3 separate regions of the Homo sapiens genome follow, and all the other regions are linked to region 1. A link is an interaction called in ENCODE POLR2A ChIA-PET data of the cell type or tissue named here. Cell type or tissue: Panc1. All regions are shown on one strand.

What was found. ChIA-PET counts read pairs that join two places held together with the same protein. Peaks named below come from ENCODE experiments on the same cell type or tissue, not always from the same donor. Only the 100,000 strongest peaks of a DNase experiment are listed, where the experiment ranks them.
Region 2: POLR2A ChIA-PET joins it to region 1 with 14 read pairs; 4 of 35 experiments call an interaction of 5 or more read pairs at or near these places.
Region 3: POLR2A ChIA-PET joins it to region 1 with 7 read pairs; 1 of 35 experiments calls an interaction of 5 or more read pairs at or near these places.

The regions. Positions count from the first base shown.
Region 1 is chr4:169,184,109-169,189,108 of GRCh38, reverse strand. The region is part of intron 2 of SH3RF1 (SH3 domain containing ring finger 1); the gene reads left to right. Among named protein-coding and RNA genes, the nearest start is that of SH3RF1, 84 kb to the left of the region's middle. In Panc1, CTCF peaks have their summits at 3,067 and 3,272; no DNase peak of the experiment used is centred here; H3K27ac peaks cover 1,191 bases.
Region 2 is chr4:169,108,389-169,113,388 of GRCh38, reverse strand. All of the region lies in intron 10 of SH3RF1 (SH3 domain containing ring finger 1), which reads left to right. Among named protein-coding and RNA genes, the nearest start is that of CBR4-DT, 100 kb to the right of the region's middle. In Panc1, no CTCF peak of the experiment used is centred here; no DNase peak of the experiment used is centred here.
Region 3 is chr4:169,028,176-169,033,175 of GRCh38, reverse strand. No RefSeq gene overlaps it. Among named protein-coding and RNA genes, the nearest start is that of CBR4-DT, 20 kb to the right of the region's middle. In Panc1, no CTCF peak of the experiment used is centred here; no DNase peak of the experiment used is centred here; H3K4me3 peaks cover 355 bases; H3K27ac peaks cover 363 bases.

The DNA.
Region 1 (5,000 bases):
AACTGACAAGAATCTCTTCAGAATAACTATTTAAGCCCAAACTATCTTTTTTCTACAAGAATGAGACAGTTAAATTGTATCCCTGGAAGTTTTCATTTTCTTTTTTTCTTCTTGTTGTTTTTTGCTTTTGCACTATATTTATCTTTTTGAAGAGGTTGAGGTAACTACATAATTCCATTGAAAAAGTCAGTTACAAGTGGTACATTGATAAACTATTTTCTTAGTGACGCAACCACCAAAATATTATAGAAGAGAAGAGCATGTGTTTAACACTCCTTGCTGAAAGCTTGAAGCACACGCACCAAATTGATAGAGGGAGTATGGAAGAAATTATTTTGCCAATTTTGGCCACTTCTGCATAAAGCTTTTCATTTAGAATTTATTGAACTGCCGTATACAGGTTGAAATTGTTACATAAGCCAGAAAGCTTTAAAGATTTTGAGTGTGTCGATGTTTTTACATGTGGGCTTTTTTCCTGTCAGATTTTCAGTGAATTACAACGATCACAAGTACATTTTCATTAGCTTTTATACTGTAAATAAGGGGAGGGTTTCAGAAATAATTAGAGAAAAGCAGTGTATCGTTTCTTAATGGTTATAGTATTAGAGTAACAAGCTGTATACAGGGCCTTTCGGTTTTACAGTTAGGTTTTGCTTCAACCTTCCAGCAGTCCAGGGTGCACAGAGCTGCCTGGATTTGTGGACACTATTGTTTACAGTGAGAGTGATGAAGGAAATGTAAAGATTGTGTGGTTGTTAGTATGAAGTAGGAATTTGCACTAGTACTATGTATCTTTGCTGCATTAGTATTTCACTTTAAGAATGAATGGGCCACGGGAAAGTTGTTTTTCACCAATCATGCCTTTTGGTCAAAGATTCTGTATGAGTTTCCTAGGGGTGCTGTAACAAATTACCAAAAACTTTGTAGATTAAAACAACAGAAATTTATTCTCTCTCAGTTCTGGAGGCTGGAAGTCTGAAATCAAGGTGTTAGCAGGGCCATGCACTCTCTGAAGGCTCTAGGAAGAATCCCTTCTTCTTTCTTCCTAGTTTTCGGTGGTTGCCAGCAGTCCTTGGCATTCCTAGGCTTGTGCCTGCATCATTTCGTCTGCCTCTCACCACCCAGCCTTCTTCACTCTGATGTCTCTGTGTTTTCACATGGCCTTCATCAGGCATTGGATTTAGGGTCCACACAAATCCAGCATGACCTCATTTTAACTTTGCGGATTCCATCTGCGAAGACCCTAGACCCTATTTCTAATAAGGCTGCATTCTGAGGTACCAGCTAGATATGAATTTGCAGGGGGATGGACAACGTGTTGTTCAACCCAACACAAACAATATCCTCCCTGTTTGTTCCAAAGCACACTTACTTCCTTTTACTGGTAACTTTTTACATCTGACATTAGCTTGCTGAACTAATTTATAGATTGCAGTTGCCTGGTCAGATAATTTGTCTTTAATCAGACTTTTATTACTTTGTTGTTATTGGAGATTATTCTAGTGAAAAAGGGAATAAGCTTAAAAAGTTGCTTGTCAACTACACACACACACACACACACACACACACACACACACACACACACACACACAGAAATTCGTTGTAAAGAAAATATACTGTAGTCTGGGTGTGATGGCTCATGCCTGTAATCCCAGCACTTTGGGAGACTGAGTCAGGATTGCTTGAGCCCAAGAGTTTGAGACTAGCTTGGGTAATATAGAGACCCCATCTCCACAAAAAGTTAAAAAATTAGCCAAGCATGGTGACGTGCATCTTAGTCTCAGCTACTCAGAAGGCTTGAGATGGGAGGATCACTTGAGCCTGGGAGGCTGCAATGAGCCAAGATTACACCACTGCGCTCTAGCCTGGGTGACACGGTGAGACCCTGTTTCAATCAGTCAGCACATACATACATATATACGTGTGTACACTATATAAGCAAGCTAATTTAAATCTTTTAACCAGAAACTAGGAAAAGAGTTGCAGGTTGCTCTAATAATTTAAGAGTTAGCAAAAAGAGTATTTTTGTGTAAAATAGAAGCCTTGAGGTTTTAAAGAGAATCTTTTCTTTTTTTCTTTTTCATTTTTTTTTTTTTGCGATGGAGCCTCGCTCTGTCCCCAGGCTGGAGTGCAGTGGTGCCATCTTCGCTCACTGCAAGCCCCGCCTCCTGGCTTCGCACCATTCTCCTGCCTCAGCCTCCCAAGTAGCTGGGACCACAGTCACCCGCCACCACGCCCCGCTAATTTTTTTTTTTTTTGTATTTTTAGTAGAGATGGGGTTTCACCGTGTTAGCCAGGATGGTCTCGATCTCCTGACCTCGTGATCCGCCTGCCTCAGCCTCCCAAAGTGCTGGGATTACAGGCATGAGCCACCACGCCCGGATCTTAATATGACTTGTAATGGGGATGGTGCTATAAACTGAACTTAAAGGAGAGATTCCTTATTGATATGATGGGAATCTCTCCTTTAAGTTCAGTTTATTTTCTTGACTTTTAATAGTCAAAATGTTTGTATCTGTAGAAATTTTATTGCTAACATTGGTATTTTCTAAAACAACATAAGTCAACTTAAAGGGTCCTTTTATAATAGTGTAATTCTATTTTTTGCACCTGAAGGAACAGGATGTTTTATAATGGAATCAGAAAGAAAATAGGGGATTTGATAGAAATAAGTGTTTTATAGTTAGTCTCTGAGAAATAATACCAGTTTTATAAAGTGGGATACCTATACTGCCCAAATAAATTCGTTTTTTTTTTAACTTTTAAGTTCATGGGTACATGTGCAGTATGTGCGGGTTACATAGGTAAACATGTGTCATGGGGTTTGTTATACAGATTATTTCATTGCCCCCAAAATTTGTTAACAATAAGTCCAGGCATTTTCCAGCTACCACTCTCCTTAAAGCTACCATACTCTCTATTTAGAAAATAGGGCAGTCATCGCTCTTGCTGGAGAAGTTATCATTCCTTTACTTGCACTAATTTTTCTATATAACCTGCAGATCTTTAAATCTTTCATCTAGGTGACACTCTTTCCTTACTAGTCAAATAAAATGACTCCAGTCCCCATCACATGTATTTTGGGAGGTCTACTGTCCTAAGTGTTTCTGAGGATTCCTGGGGAGGAAGCAGGCGGTGGAGAGTGTATGGGTGAAGGTATGTGCGAATAAGCTTATGACAGGCACTTTTCTGGTCTCTAGTCTTGGAATCCTGCCTCCCCATTTGATTCTTGATTACGCTGTGTAGTTCTCTCCACCCATGATTGCTGCCCCCTCTCGGATCTCATTGCCTCAAGCAGAGAAAATTTCCCTCTCCTTCATTTCTCAAAGCTTTATTTACCCAAAGCTGTTATTAGCACAGACTCTTCTGAAGACTGGGGAGTAAAGGAGGTGGAATTAGAACATAGTTCAAGTTCCTATGGGTCTGAAAACCTCCTCAGGCTTGTGGCTGTGACTGTAGTCAGCTTATCTCCCTCCACTCCCAACCTGAAACTACACCCACTTTCTCGGTACCCTAGGCCTTCACCTTTCTTTATCTCACTTTCCTATCCATGCCAGCTTTGTGGGTGTAGCAGTTAGTTATCCCTTTTCAACAACTAAAATACTTCCTTAAAAGAAAAGAATAATGCTCCCTGTGAGTAATGTTTTGTGGGTTTTTTGTTTGTTTGTTTGTTTTGTTTTTTCTGGGCAGCTAAAGAGATCAGCTCAGACTGCAGCTCACTTGCAAAATTTTAGAATTCTTCCCTTTTCCTTGCTATGTCTAGTATTCATCAATTGTGTGAGGCTTGTAGCGGCAGGCTATCACTGCCTCCCACCGCTGTTTCTCTCTTGGCTGTTCTCCCTGCATTCAGGTGTGGGATCCCAGATTGCAGAGGCCGTATCTGCCTTGTTCATTCATTTTATCCTCAATGTTTAGCACAGTGCTTGGCATGTGGTAGGGACCTAATAAATATTTGTGGGATGATTGAACAAAATGAAAGAACAACAGTTTTTAGGTAACTATCTTAATATATAGGGAAGGAAATCTTGACACTCCTATTAAACCTTGTCCTTTTCCACTGGAAACTCCATTCTAGGAAGCAGATAACCCCTGATCACACTTGCAGGACGTCTGGAATGAGGAGGCTTTTATCCTCGTGGTCCTGTAACTTCACTATTTGAAAACTAAGGTGAGGGACCTAGAGTTGGAATCAGGAAATAAAACCGTTTATCTCACAGACAATCCCTTGCAAGTGTAATCTTGCCCACTGCTGTCTGTTTTCTACTGCTTAGTCCAGTTTAGGTTTAGGTGATGCTAATCAAGATATGATTTAGATTGTACACCCTAGAGTGCAGACTTTGTTTTGGCATATTCTATTCTTAGCCAGTGTGCAAAAAATAAATAAATAAATACCCCAAAACAAAACTTTCTTACCTCAGATAATTAGGAAGTCAGGAATCTTTTCTCTACCAGCCTTCCTCATCCTGTGATTGGCATCTCCTTTTTAGTGGCTCATAGTTAATTAGTGGTCTCCGTGGATTGAATTTAAAGGTCCTTAGGTTTAGCTCTCTTCAGAATACTATTACATTGTTAAATTTGGCTCAAAAGGAAAGGAATAGCTATCCTCCTGTGAGACTCAGGGAAGTGAAGGAGCTTGCAATGAAGTGAAGCCACCTGGATGCAAGCCCGGGTCTGACTGACTTCACAGCCCATGTTGGTTACATGTGCTTCATGGCCCTGCCATCTGGCTTTCTAGAATCTTCAAGTGTGGAAGCTGAGATCTATTTGGATGTGTGCACGTGTGATGTGCTCTGGTATTGCTGATAAAGCTAAAAACACCTTAAAATTTAGAGGTGAAAAAGCACATTGGCCAAAGCAGTCAGTAGATAATTTCTTCTGAAAATGCAGACATCCCGCAAGAGATCTCCTGCCGTACCAAATGGATTTCAGAAGTAGGGGATGTCGGTTCACAGTAAGCCTGCCGGTGGGAGTGCCCTGAGGTCTGGTACCTTCAGAGCAGT
Region 2 (5,000 bases), 76 kb after region 1:
CCTGTAATCCCAGCACTTTGGGAGGCCAAAGCTGGTGTATCACCTGAGGTCAGGAGTTGAGACCAGCCTGGCCAACATAGTGAAACCCTGTCTCTACTAAAAATACAAAAATTAGCTGGGTGTGGTGGCACATGCCTGTAATCCCAGCTACTCAGGAGGCTGAAGCTGGAGAATCACTTGAACCAGGGAGTCGGAGGTTGCAGTGAGCCGAGATCACACCACTGCACTCCAGCCTGGGCAACAGAGTGAGACTCTGTCTCAGGGGGGAAAAAAAAAAGAAAACTGGGACTTGCACATGCCTTTCCTTGCCTGTTCAGTTGACCCTCATCCCAGATTCACCAGATTATCAAAGGTTATTGGTTGCATTTCTTCTGCTATTTTTCTCTGTACCCTGGAGTGAATTCAGCCTGTTAAGAGTAATCATTTGATCTCTAAATCCCAACTCTTCACTCATTTCCCTCTCGTCAAAGTTTGTTCTTCCCCTCCAGTCTGAAGATTATCCTTCCCTTTCTTCTTGCCATCCAAGAACCACCATCCTCCACAGCGGGTCTGTGTCTTTCTTGTTCTTCTTGTTTCAAACATAACTTTAAAAGAGCTCTTACAAAATTTTTTTTTGTCTTTAGCATTTTTGCAAGTTTAAGCTCATTCTGATCTTTAAGCCTTCTTGAATTGCTATGGGCCACGTTATGTTCTTTGTTATGGGCTCTTCTCTTGATCTTTTTGTACGTGCCCTTTAAAAATTTGAGCCATTAGGCTGCTCCCTGGGAGATCACATCAGTACCTTTAGATGCCTCTATGTTTTCATCTGCAGGGATGATTTGCAATTGTATGGTTAGAATTTCATTTTTGAGAGCCTTCCTATTCCTCTTGAAGCATCTTCCCTTTTGGGTTTCAGGTCATGCATATATTTTCTTTGAACATTTAAAAATCAGTTCTTTTAAACTATGAAGTTCAAACCTGACTATCATCAGCCTCTTTTTCCATGCTTTATTCCAAGTTCTCAATATTTCTGCTTCATCAGCAGAGCATCTCCACCCGTCTGGTTTCTGCCCTCCCTCTAGTTGATCAGAATTGGATCCAAAGTTGCAGTTTGCTCAACTTTCTGTGAGATTAAACTATCAGCAAGGAAAAAGTGTATTAGAGATCCTAGTTTCAGTTGAGACTTACAGCAGATATCTAGGTATTTGATAACGCCCTCATTATTTCTATCTTTCCTCGTCATTTTGTGAGCATCATCATCCATTTACTTAAACCTACCAGCAGTCCATGGTACATCTCCCACATGATAGCGTGTCTATTGCCCCCTCCTTTTCTCTGTACCCAGCTGCTCTGCAGTGGGTTACTGCTGCTGTTCCACAGAGAAATATAATTTTGTAATGTACAGATGGGACTGTCGCAGCTTCTCTTCTAACCGGCTACTCCTTTGAACAGTATTTTATTTGGAAGTCCTGTTGTGCAAAGTCTCAGGGATCTCTAGACATTGCATTTTTGTCCTTGTGTTAAAATCTCTAGCTAACTTTGGTGTCTGCACTCCGTGGTTTGATAAACAGGCATCTGAAACTCTATGTTTCATCTCAATTCTTTCCTGTTTGAAATCCTAGACCTTTTCTACCATTGTTATTCTTCCTTCTATGAGATCCCTAATGTTTTCCACCGTCATCAGTATAACAACTTTATCTGGACATACTGCTAACTTCATATTCAGTTCAAAGTCTTCATTATTTGATCAACTAATCTCCAGGAAAATGTGTCTCCAAATCTTTGGGAGATACTTATGTATATGTATATATGTTTTATTGTGTTTTGTTGTTATAAAAAGATTAAGGCTGGGCACAGTGGCTCACACCTATAATCCCAAAAGTTTGGGAGACCAGGGTGGGCAGATCACTTGAGGCCAGAAGTACAAGATCACCCTCAGCAACTTAGCAAAACCCTATCTCTACCAAAAAAAAAAAAATTATTTTTAATTAGCTGGGCATGGTGGTATGTGCCTGTAGTCCTAGCTACTTGGGAGGCTGAGGTGGGAGGATGGCTTGAGCCCAGGAGGTCAAGGCTACAGTGAGCTATGTTAATGCCACTGCACTCCAGCCTGGGTGACAGAACTAGATCACCCAGGTTGGAGTGCAGTGGTGTGATCTCGACTCACTGCAGCCTCTACCTCCTGGGTTCAAGTAATCCTCCCACCTCAGCCTCCCAAGTAGTGGGACTACAGGCATGCACCACCATACCCAGCTAACTTTTGTGTTTTTAGTAGAGACAGGGTTTCACCATGTTGGTGGTCCTGAACTCCTGGCCTCAAGTGATCCCCCTGCCTCGGCCTCCCAAAGTGCTGGGATTATAGGCATGAGCCACTGCGCCTGGTCTGAAAAAAAAATTTTTGATTAGTACAATTGTGTAATTGTTCTTAAGTTCTCTAAGTTCTAACCCTTGCTTTAGAAAAAGAGGAGGAACCACCTCTGATGCTGGTATCGACCCAAGTGCTTCCATTTTCTACGCATAACTTCAGAATCTCTAGAGGTGCTTTGTAAGTCTCGCCTGACATTGACATTAATTCCATATGAGTCAGCAGAAGTGGGTGTTGGTCAACATGCACTCTGCCATATCCTAGATCCATTCCTAAAAGCCAGCATTCCTACAGGTGGGCCACATAAGGTCAACATTTAGTGTCTCAAATCCCCCGCCCCCAAATTCCCAATGACTCTCCCTTAAGGAGTCAACCACAGATTTTCTTCAGTGTTTTAGGACCTTTCCTATTGTTCTTTTATTCATTTATTTATTTGCTTATTTTAAGAGATAGGGTCTTATCATGTTGCCCAAGCTAGCCTTGAACTCCTGGACTCAAGCAATCCTTCCACCTCAGCCTCCCAAGCACCTGGGACTACAGGTTCACACCACGGCACCTGGCTTATTATTCTTGATTTTCTTAAGCAGAGGTCCTATCTGGTTTTTAAATATTCATTTTATTTTCTGAACATTTTTCTTGAAGTCTCTACTGATCATTTTCTTTCTTTCTTCTTTTATTTTATTATTATTTTTTTAAACGAGGTCTCACTCTGTCACCCAGGCTGGAGTGCAGTGGTGCAATCATACCTCACTGCAGCCTGAACTCCTGGTCTTAAGTGATCCTCCCAGCTGGGACTAAAGGCATGAGCCACCATACCTAGGTAATTTTTTTTTGGTAGAGATGGGGTCTTGCTATGTTGCCCAGGCTGCTCTCAACTCCTGGGCTCAAGCAATCCTGCCGCCTTGGCCTCCCAAAGTGCTGGGATTACAGGTGTAAGCCACTGTGCCCGGCCTCTAACGTTCATTTTCTTTGTTCAAATGATTTTTCTTCCTCCTCCCAGGTGGTTTTTTTTTTTTTTGTATTGTTTTGTTTTGCTACAGGGTATCCCTCTATCACCCAGGCTGGAGTGCAGTGGCATGGTCATAGCTCACTGCAACTTCAACCTCCAGGCTCAAGCAACCCTCCCTCCCACCTCAGGCTCCGGAGTAGATGGGACCACAGGCATGCACCACCACACCTGGCTAATTTTTTTATTTTTGTAGAGACAGGGTTTCCCTATGTTGCCCAGGCTGGTCTTGAACTCCTGGGCTCAAGTGATCCTCCTGCCTCAGCCTCCCAAAGTGCTAGAATTACAGGTGTGAGCCACTGTGCCCAGCCTGAATGTAGTCTTTATTAATTCATTTAGTTTTCATTTCTGCTGTTGGTTTTTGAAAAAATAATGGTGCTCATAGATGCTAAGTGTCTGAGTTTGCAAAATGATCTCTCTCAAGTGGAACATTCTTCTGCTAACATAGAAAAAATCAGAATATGCCATTGAAAGCATGGTTCCTTGGAACTAGGACAGCATCTTTTCTGTATTACCACCTCCCACCCCTTACCCCTTGTGCCCTGCCATGATTCCTAATCCTCTGCCTTCTGTTCTGTGGGTAGTCAGCATCAGTTGATGATGATAAGACATCCCTTAGAAGTCATTAAAGCAAGCTGTATTTAATGTGTTTAATCATTTTAGATGAATTAAGTCATCTTTCTTCTTAATCACTTTAGAGGCTGTTCCCTGAGTGCCGTTGAGTTATCTGATATTTTACTGAGTGCTCAGAACTGAGCTTTTAAGAAACAGCTTTAGCTGTGGCTTGCTGAGATTGTAATTTATCAATGGACTTGATGTTCTCACTGGACCTTTGGGGGTCCGTGGACTAGTGTGTGCTTTCTTACATCATGGCAAGAATAGCTGGAAGTTGCAGCTGACTGCTACCTTAGAAGTGGAAGCTACTGGACATTATTCTTTTGCATGTCATCTCTTGGCCTTCCAGACCTCAGGCTGTCTACAATAAGTACAGAGCAGCAGTGGCAGGTGTTTAGTCAGACCACTTCATTGACTATAGGCTTTATTGAAAGGCTCATTGAAAGGCTTTATTGCCTCTGGATCTGGGGAATCCAACATATCCTTTATTTCCTTAGGCCTGGCACTAGCTATATTTTTCCTTCCTTCCACTGGTTTCATCCTCTTCCAGTATTTTCTCAGCCTCTAAGCTTTAGTAGGTGTAGGGCCCTGCACTAGGCACTGGGTGAGATAGAGAGGTATATACAGCACTGCCACTGCACTTATGCAGGCAGTCCAAGTTTGTGAGGACATTCATTAGAATGCACACAGTAGCCCCACGGAAAATGTGGCATTGAATGAGTGAAGCGAAAGCGCATAAGATCAGCTGAGGACAGGCTATAAAGAGAAATGCAAAAGGATCTTCCTCTACCCGGGAGAGTTGCAGGGTGGTGGGGATCAGCTGGCTCTGCTCATCTATAGCCCAGGTCAAGCAAGTACAGAAATGACCTTAGCACCCACTCCCACCCTCTCTTCCCATTTCTAGCCCATAGGTTCACATGTCCTTGAGCAGCGTTAGGTAACTGGGGACTATGGTGCACTGTCCCTGGGATGCTTCCTCATAGTCTGATAAATGTTGCTTTTGTCTCCTTTTTTCTGCCATACTGTCTCTAATGG
Region 3 (5,000 bases), 160 kb after region 1:
GAAAACCCTCTAAACTATGTCCTATGTTTCCGTCTACTGACAGAGGCATTGCAGAATAGTGGTTCTAGGCAGAGCTCCAGAACCAGGCCGCCTGGCTTTCAAATCCTGGCCCTGACACAGACCAGCTGTGCATCACTGGGGGTGTGTTTAGCCTATCTGTGCCTCTGTTTCCACAGGTGTAAATTGGGCATAGTTGTGAAGAGGAAATCAGTAAGGACAAGCCTAATACAGTCACTGTTTAGTATACTTACTTCTGTGTTTGAAGTTTTCTTTTTAAAGTCAAAATCATGGGCAAATAAACCTATTGCCAGTGTAGAACACACATTCCTAGACTACTCCCTTTCAGGACACCAGGTGAGGGCTACCCCCCATCAGTGCTTGCCTCTTGCTTAAAGCTAAGGCTGCAGGGAGGATGCATATTTTCACGCCAGCACAGAGCACACTTTAAATCTCCTCAACAGCGTGGCAGAAATGCAGGCTTTAAAGAGCAACAAAATCCTGACTGACAAGATTCAAGGGAAGTACCTGATCAGGGAAGTACAAGTACAAGATTCAGGGAAGTAACTGAAAAATGTAAGTTTTAAGACTTACATTTGACTCAAGGGCCAGCAGGCATTTCAGACAGCAAGAGGGAGGGTCTCTGTGAAGGTGAGATACCCAAAGAAGAAGGAACAGAGGGAAGAAGGAAGGAAAAGGAAGAAGGAAGAGGGGAAGGAATGGAGAAAAGAAGAAAAGGAAGAAGGGAGAGAAGGAGGAAGGAAGGAGAAAGGAAGGGAGGAAGGAAGAAGGAAAGAAGGGAAGGAGGAAAGGGAGAAGAAAGGGAGGAACAAAGGAAGAGGGTAAGAAAAAGGAAGAAAGGAAAGAGGAGAGAGAGGGAATAAGGAAGGAAGAGGAAAAGAAAAAAGGGTTAAAAAATAAGTTAGGATGAAGGAAAGGAAGAAAAGAGAAGGTGAGGAAGTACAAGGAAACAGGTGAGCCCCAGCCCTGCTGTGATTTCAGTTCTCAGATCTAAAGTGTTCAAGTAAAAACAAAGCACAGGCATAGCCTTCTTTTTTTTTTTTTTTCTAGATGGAGTCTCGCTCTGTCACCCAGGCTGGAGTGCAGTGGTGCGATCTCAGCTCACTGCAACCTCTGCCTCCCGGGTTCAAGCGATTCTTCTGCCTCAGTCTCCAGAGTAGCTGGGACTACAGGTGTGCGCCACCACACCTGGCTAATTTTTTGTATTTTTAGTATTTTTAGTAGAGATGGGGTTTCACCATATAGGCCAGGCTGGTCTCGAACTCCTGACCTCGTGATCTGCCTGCCTCAGCTTCCTCAAGTGCTGGGATTACAGGCATGAGCCACCGCGCCTGGCCAGCACAGGCAAAGCCTTTCAACCAAAAAATCAAGGGAGAACTAAGAGAAGTATTTGCGATTTCAATTTTTTTCTACTGAGTCCTAATCTAAATGGAGGTCAGAAACTGGACAATACAAAGCTGCCATGCGTCAAGGATGGAACAAGCACAGCCGCGGCCAAGCTCGCACATTCCTAGGTGCTTTCCAGGATGCCCCTCCAGGGTGCGTGCGGTGGCCTCCAGGATGCCCCTCCAGGGTGCGTGCGGTGGCCTCCAGGATGCCCCTCCAGGGTGCGTGTGGTGGCCTCCAGGATGCCCCTCCAGGGTGCGTGCGGTGTCCCAGCCCCCAGAGGTGCCTGCGGAAACTGTTGCAAGGGTGATCCCCTGATAAACCTTTCACTTTGTTTCTGAATCGGAACACAGCCCCAAGCGGACTTGGGGCTGCTGGGCTGCCAGGGGTTTTTAAATATTTAACAAGGTTTGGAGGCAGTGAGCACAAAGCTCAGGTCCACCCAATTTCTTAGCAGAAGGTGGAAATGCAAGTATGGAATTGTCTTGCAGAAAAACGCAGTTTTGAACTTCTGTCTTTTCAAAGACAATATTTTAAAACTCAAATGCTACGAAACTACCAGATAATGAGGTAGTTAGATGGAATTTTGCTAGCATATATTTGCAAATATTTTAAGAATGCTTTGTATGCTTCTGTTGACTTAATGAAGTGATTGAAAAGGGTTAAGCCGTGTTTGGTATCTTCAAAATGGCGATTTTGCTTCTGATAACTTTCCGGAAAAATTAAAGGTGTTGTGAAGGATAAATTATAGTTTGATTTGAGTCGTCTTGTTAAAACGTCATTCCTCTTTCTCAGCAACCTACTTCCCGTCTTATTAAGCCAGTTGACTAGATAGGTCTAGGCAATTATGACGATGATTTACTATCTTCATGCTCCATTGTCACTGGGAGCCAAGGGATGGGGGAAGGGAATTCACATTCCCATCTTACGTGTCTCTTGGAGGGACAATCAAGTCCTCAGCTGTAGCGTTAAACACAGCAATAGAAAGCAGAGACACAGTAAAGCATTTTCACTGCTCTTATGAGCTGAGATATAAAATGAGATTTATTTGCAACAATCTGATAGAGAAAATTGAGTCCTGAGAATTGATGTCCTAGAAAGGCTTTCAAGTCAGCCAGGAGTTACTACAGGACGTGAGTCACACAGCAAAATATCAAAGAGTTGGAGGAGAAAAAAAATTGAGCTTTGACATTTTCTGCAGCCGCTGTTAAAGAAATTGACCAATGTGTACAATACGAATTATGGTCACAATTACAATCTTCTCCGATCCAGTCTTTCCTAACAGTTGGATACCTTGGATCCTTAGATTGATGTCATCATTCAGCTTTTTGCTTTTTTAAAATATTCAGTTCTACTGCAGATGGGATGCTAAATAAACAAACCCCCTAAATGGCTCTCTCCTTTCCCCCCAGAGGTTTAATCCTTATAAATAACTCCGAATAATTGTGATGTATCTTCTGGCATTTCACATATTCTGAAAATTACCATTGAAATTTGAATTTAATCATATAATAACCCCCAAATATATTTTAAACTGAGAGTATAAACTAGAAGTTTTGGTGTAATCTCATTTACTCAGGAATTCATTTAGTGGCCACTATTTGTCATGATTTTAATGTGGGTCTGACATTGGTAGGTCATGTTCGGAGTGAAGATATCTGCAGTTTTTCAATTTGCATAATCCAGTTAGTGCTTCCAGAATGTCTTCCATGTCTCTTCATGTTTGCAAATTACCAGAGGTCACAGGTAAAATTTTAAAACGTGAGAGTTGTTCATGAACATACTCGGGCTTTGTCAAAATCAGGATATCTCCCTTCCCTTTGTAGTTTACTTTTTTTTTTTTTTTTTTTTTTTGATAAGTAATGGGTCTGAAGCTTCAGGACACAAGATGACCAAAACCAGTTTTTCTGCTGGGCCCTCTGAATTCTACCCAAGATAATGCTACACATTTATATAACGCCCACACCTGCTTATGCTGCAGTAATTCTTTCAAAAGTTCTAGCAATTTGGACTCCTCTTTTTATTTAATTTGGGGATTTAGTCGCTAATCTACAGTTACTTCTAGAAATAAGCAGATGACTGCTTCAAAAAGCAAAAACTTTCTGACACCTTTTATTACCCTCTAGATGAAAATGAGGACGGTAATAACTTTCAAAGGTAACTGATACACTCAATGGTGGCTCACCACCTCATTTCAGACAACCAGGGGGGCTCAGTGCACAGCTGCTCTTTTATTCTCTTCCAAGAGAGTTTGTGTAAGAACTTTGCAAGCATTTCCTTTACAATTTGTCTTTCTGGGAAAATTGCATATGGCGTTGGTATAACTTGCTTAATAGTCACAATTTATTAATTTCATCATTTTTTCTCAAGAGAGGTAGAAAAAAATGACTAATCGTGTGGTGGGTGACAGAGAGTCTTTCTTTGGACCATAAAAGGTAACTGGATCAAGTCCCCAAACAATGTTACTGACTTAAAAATTCACATCTGCACTGTATTTATAGTTACCTTATTTTTTGACCCATTGCTTATGCTTGAACAAGACTCTTTTTTTTTTCTTTGAGACAGAGTCTTGCTCTGTCACCCAGGCTGTAATACAGTGGCACAATCACGGCTCACTGCAGCCTCCATCTGCAGCCTCCATCTCCTGGTCTCAAGCAATCCTCCCACCTCAGCCTCCCTAGTTGCTGGGACCACAGGCTCATGCCACCATGCCCAGCTAAAAAACAAAACTCCCCGCGCCGCCTCACCAAAAAAACAAAACAAAACAAGGCTCTTAAGTTCAATTTTCTAAGTAAAAATTTGTGAAACTATTTTTGTTGTTTCATTACCATTCGTTTCTAAGACCAAAGGATACATATTGTTCTCTGCTTTCTTCTCCCTAAAGCCAAACTTTTTTTTTCTTTCTTTCTATGGTTACGTCACGTTAATTTTTTTTTTTTGAGACGGAGTCTCGCTCTGTCACCCAAGCCGGAGTGCAGTCACACAGTCTCAGCTCACTAAAAGCTCCGCCTCCTGGGTTCAAGCGACTTTCCTGCCTCAGCCTCCTGAGTAGCTGGGGCTTCAGGTGTGTGCCACTACACCCAGCTAATTTTTGTATTTTTAGTAGAGACAGGGTTTTACTATGTTAGCCAGGCTGCTCTTGAACTCCTGACCTCATGATCCGCCCCCCTCCACCTCCCAAAGTGCTGGGATTACAGGCATGAGCCACCACGCCCGGCCATGTCACGTAAATTTTAATGAGACGAAATATCTATCAAGCTTAAAATCATATGAGAAATTTGAAGGAAAATGATTGTAGATTTTATTCGGAAAAGATACTCTGAGTCATCAGTTATTCCTTTTTTTCTGATTATTAAGGCTGATAAAAAAAAACCTCTTTATTTTGAAATATGTATGGGCTCACAGAAAGCTGCAACACTTAACACATAGAGTTCCATGTGGTGACATCTTATATAACCATAGTACCATATTAAAACCAGTAAACTGGCGTGGAATAACACTAGTAACTAGAGTATAGACCTTACTCTGCATTCTCCAGTTTTTACATGCACTCATGTGTGTGTGTATTTATAGTTCTATGCAATTTGACCCCAGTT